Linked DNA regions of Homo sapiens: region 1 is linked to region 2. A link is an interaction called in ENCODE POLR2A ChIA-PET data of the cell type or tissue named here. Cell type or tissue: Panc1. All regions are shown on one strand.

The links. Peaks named below come from ENCODE experiments on the same cell type or tissue, not always from the same donor. Only the 100,000 strongest peaks of a DNase experiment are listed, where the experiment ranks them.
Region 1: POLR2A ChIA-PET joins it to region 2 with 14 read pairs; 5 of 35 experiments call an interaction of 5 or more read pairs at or near these places.

Annotation. Positions count from the first base shown.
Region 1 is chr19:18,763,913-18,766,412 of GRCh38, forward strand. It overlaps CRTC1 (CREB regulated transcription coactivator 1), which reads left to right. Exons shown (of 14, transcript NM_015321.3): 9 at 1,492-1,616. Among named protein-coding and RNA genes, the nearest start is that of COMP, 26 kb to the right of the region's middle. In Panc1, no CTCF peak of the experiment used is centred here; no DNase peak of the experiment used is centred here.
Region 2 is chr19:18,556,688-18,559,187 of GRCh38, forward strand. KXD1 (KxDL motif containing 1) reads left to right here and starts at 1,183. Exons shown (of 5, transcript NM_024069.4): 1 at 1,183-1,227. RefSeq lists enhancers at 210-1,001, 1,002-1,791 and a silencer at 1,282-1,441. In Panc1, no CTCF peak of the experiment used is centred here; a DNase peak (open chromatin) is centred at 1,034; H3K4me3 peaks cover 2,018 bases; H3K27ac peaks cover 1,665 bases.

The sequences.
Region 1 (2,500 bases), 210 kb after region 2:
ACTCTGAGTGTGCTCTGAGCAGGCTTCCCCCACATCCTCCCGTCCAGGCCTCTGTTGATGCCTCCCTGGACGCCAGGGCCTGCAAAGGGCGCTTGCTGCCTGGGGAGCAGTCAACAGCACCAGGCTTCCTCCCACAGTGCGCAGCCAAGCAGAGCTGCCAGGGCATCCGAGGGGAAGTGCAGGCGTGACCGAGCTCGCCCCGGTGAGCAGCTGCCCTGGGCACGGACAAGGCTGTCATCTCCCCTCGGCGCTTGTCGGGTGTGTTCCCATGGGCCCACGCACCCGCCGTCTCATCTGCCGGAACAAGGTTAATCTGGTGCCCAGATCTCCTGGGGTGAGTCAGGCGGCTTCACCCCCGCCTTGACTGCAGGCCAGATGCTCTTCAGAGACTGCTCCTGACCTCACCAGGGCCTCACTTTGAACCGGAGAGGGCGGCTGTTATCGTCGCCATCTCACCAACCAGGGAACCAAGTCTCCAGAGTGGATGGGGGTCAGGCCAGGCTCGCAGGGGTCCTCCTGCCATCGAGGGGCCTGTTGCCTGCCTGGCATGGTGCCCACAATAACCCAGCCAGCCCCAGCTACTGCCATGTTGAACTTGACCTCACCCAGCTTCATCACTGCAGCAGAATCCAAGGATTGGGTTGCTCAGTGCAAGGGCCTTCGGGGCCGGGGTGAGGGAAGGGGTGATGAGGCGGCTCCTGGCAGGACCTCCAGCAGGAATGATGTGTCAGACCCCAGGGCAGAGAGGGGGAAGGATGTTAAGGAGTGACATTCTTTAGTTCAGACAGCCTGATGGGTGGCACTGCAGCTTGGGGAATGCACCAGGTCTGGGGAGGAGGAAGTGGCTGTGGGACATAGGGGATAGCAGGTGCTCAGGTCTGGGGGCCAAGAGAAGCAGCTGCAGGAATGGGCACATTCACTGAAGGAGGGCAAGATCCACGAGGTGGTGGGCAAAACCACAGCATTGGGCAGGGCCTGCTGGCTTGAAGCTAACCACAACCCAAGCCATTTTCAGCCAAAAAAAACCATTTATTGTCTCCTGAAAGTGGGAAGCAGGCTCAGATGCTGCCTCTCCCCTGCAGCCCTTCAGCTGGCTCCTCACCTCGCCACAGGATGCCCCACACACGGCTTCAGACAGCCCTTCCTGGAATTCCATCCAAAGCCCCTGGGAAGGCTCTCATTGGGCCAGCCTGGTTACATGCCCATCTGGGGGCCAATCTTATGCTCCAGAGATGGGGATGTGCTGGTTGGCTGGCTGTGAGACACCCCCTTCCTGGAAGGAAGGAGAACAGACTCTGCAGGACTGTGGGACCCTCGGGTCAGGAATCAGGGCCTTCGGGGGGTGCCCAGGTTTGGCAGTTGGGACATGTCCATGGGCTTCTGTCTGAGCAGTTGAGCTATTCCCATGCAGTGTGACTGTGGGTGTGTAAGCAGCCCTTTCTCAGTGATCAGTCTCACACCTGCTCTCCCTCCCTCCTACTTCCTCTCTAGGAATGAGCACACCTGGCTCCTCTCCACAGCACCGCCCAGCTGGCGTCAGCCCCCTGTCCCTGAGCACAGAGGCAAGGCGTCAGCAGGCATCGCCCACCCTGTCCCCGCTGTCACCCATCACTCAGGTGCGAGGGCAAGGTGGGGGGCAGGTGGGAGGGGGAAAGGGAAAGGTGGAGGCCTGGCTCTACCTCTTAGAAGGCCTCCTGTTCCTTCCAGGAGGCCACAAAACCTTGAGAATGCTCCCAACACTTTTAGTTTTTATTATCAAATTTTCAAGCCGGGTGCCGTAGCTCATGCCTGTAATCCCAGCACTTTGGGAGGCTGAGGCGGGTGGATCAGTTGAGGTCAGGAGTTCGAGACCAGCCTGGCCAACATGGTGAAACCTCGTCTCTACAAAAAATACAAAAATTAGCTGGGCATGGTGGTGTGCGCCTGTGGTCCCAGCTACTAGGGAGGCTAAGATGAGAGGATCACTTGAGCCCAGGGGGTGGAGGCTGCAGTGAGCCATGATCACACCACTGCACTCTACCCTGGGAGACAGAGTGAGACTCTGTTTCAAAAAAAAAGAAAAAACTCAAGAGGTTAGCTTTTGATTTTTCAATTTGCTGTATTTGCTTGTCTACTTTTTTGGGTAGTTTGTATGTGTCTAGGAATTTGTCCATTTCGTCTTTGCTATCCAACTTGATGGCAGAAAATTTTTCATAATACTCTTTTGTAATCCTTTTTTTTTTTTTTTAAGACGAAGTTTTGCTCTGTAGCCCAGGCTGGAGTGCAGTGGCATGATCTCGGCTCACGGCAACCTTGCTTCCTGGGTTCAAGCCATTCACCTGCCTCAGCCTTCCAAGTAGCTGGGACTACAGGCATGTGCTACCATGCCTGGCTAATTTTTTTTTTTTTTTTTTTTTTGGTATTTTTAGTAGAGATGGGGTTTCACCATGCTGGCCAGGCTGGTCTCGAACTCCTGACTTCAAGTGATCTGCCTCCTTTGGCCTCCAAAAGTGCTGGGATT
Region 2 (2,500 bases):
CTGTGAGGCATTTTATTACAAAAACTTGGTACTCGTATACACAAACTAACATGAACTTAAAATACATTTTCTTCATTTTTTAGCTTGACCTTCTTTTTTTTTTTTGAGACGTGGTCTTGCTCTATCGCCCAAGCTGGAGTGCAGTGGTGCGATCTTGGCTTACTGCAGCCTCTGCCTCCTGGGTTCAAGCGATTCTCCTGCCTCAGCCTCCTGAGTAGCTGGGATTACAGGCTCCCGCCACCACTCCCGACTAATTTTTTTTATTTTTAGTAGAGACAAGGTTTCACCATGTTGGTCAGGCTGGTCTCGAACTCCTGATCTCGTGATCCGCCCGCCTCGGCCTCCCAAAGTGCTCGGATTACAATGACAGGATGTGAGCCACCGCGCCCAGCCTGTAAACCCTTTTGAAAAAATTCCCCAGCGCATTACTCCAAAACAACGTGGAAGTGTAAATGGAAACCAGGGCTGGGCGCGGTGGCTCATGCCTGTAATCCCAGCACTTTGGGAGGCCGAGGCGGGCAGATCACCTGAGGTCGGGAGATCGGGACCCGCCTGACCAACATGGAGAAACCCTGTCTCTACTAAAAACACAAAACTTGCCGGGCATGGTGGCACATGCCTGTAATTCCAGCTACTCCGGAAGGCTGAGGCAGATGAATCGCTTGAACCTGGGAAGCGGAGGTTGCGGTGAGCCGAGATCACGCCATTGTACTCCAGCCTGGGCAACAAGAGCGAAACTCTGTCTCAAAAAAAAAAAAAAAAAAAAAAAAAGGAAACTTGGACCAAAAAAATCAGCAAAAGTGGAGCAGGGATGTCTGAACACAGATGAGTCTAATTCCCTGCTTGGAAAGCAGGACACCTGAGTGTGGTTTGGCCTCTGACCACTGTAGCATTTACGACCTTGGGGAGGGTTACCACTCTGGGACCTCAGTCACACTATCTACAAAATGGGACACTTCTCTCAGCCTTCCTTCTTCCGGGCCGCTTTCAAGCCTGGGCTTCTGGAAATACGCAGGCGCGAGATGAATTGTTTGATTGGCTATTCATTGTGATGCACCCACGAGCTGAAGCTCCGTCTAAGCCCCGCCCTTTCCTGTCGTGACTTAACGCACGCAAGCGGCTCCAGGGTACGTCCCCGCCACGCGCGCTCGCAGGATCGGTGCGTGGTGACGTTTCGCCGGCGCGGGCGCCATCCCGGAAGCGCGAGCAAGGCCGCCAGATGTGCAGGTGCCGCCGCTACCGACGCCGGGGCCGAGTTTGGGGTGGGGCTGGGGACTCCAGGGCCGCGGGGAACCGGTCCGGGTCGGGCGCGGCCCCCGGGCTGCGGTGGGGTGGGGTGCGCCACTGGCCACATCTGGTCATTCCTGCTGCGCACAGGCCTCAGTTTCCCCGTCTGCTCAATGGATACGCAGGCGGCGCTACGGGCTGGATCTGGATCCGGATCAGGGGCATAGGAATTGGGGCCTCCTGTGTTCTGGGTGTGTCGTGTAACCTGGAGCTGGGCGTTGCCCGGTTTGTGCCTCAGTTTCCCTGTATTGTAGGGGACGGGGCGTGAGGGGATATTTGAGCCCCTCCCCACTTGGGGTTTTTCAGAGCTTGGATGGCTGAGTTAAATTCTGTTAAATAACCTGGATATAGAACCGTGGTGCTTCTCTGCCTCTCCCTGTGAGTTTCGGCAACGGAGCCCGCCCCTGTGAGCCTCAGTTTCACTCGGAGATGATTGTGTCTGCCTCGTAACGGTGATTGAGGATGAAATGAAGTGCTCTACAAGTGTTTGCCCGTAATATATTCTTAGAGGCCCCTGGGATGCTCTCAAAATGTTGATTCCCGGGACTTCTTCACACTCCTCTTGGAGAAACAGCCTGTCCTGAGCTCCAGTCGTTATCACCTTTGGTTTCAGTTGCCACAGACAGCACTGTGAGATCTTCATTCTACCTTATTTTCATTTTATGGTTGAAAAAACTGATTCAGAAGGGTGAAGTGGCTCTCCCATGGTCAAACAGCCTACCTCTCTGCGTTTCTTCAATAAATCTACATTTGGAGTTGGGATCAGAGCTCTTGCTGGGTCAATTTCACTGTGTATGTGGGCCAGACTAGCAGTAATCAGGGAAGGCTTCTTGGGAGAGGAAGTTGCGGGGGGACGGGAGGGAGGTGCCAGGAACCCCTCAGCCCTCACATCTGGGAGCCAGAGACAGAAAAGAGTCCTGTTTTGAAGGAGGAGTGTATCCCAGAAGGTCCCAGTACTGTGTCTCACTGGTACTAGCTATGGGCCTCCCTCTCCAGGTGTCTTTTTTTTTTTTTTTTTTTTTTTTTCAGTTGAGATGAAGTCTCCCTCTGTAGCCCACACTAGAATGCAGTGGCTTGATTTTGGCTCATTGCAACCTCTGCCTCCCGGGTTCAAGCGATTCTCCTGCCTCAGCCTCCTGAGTAGCTGGGACTACAGGTGCCCGCCATCATGCCTGGCTAATTTTTGTATTTTTAGTAGAGACGGGGGTTTCAC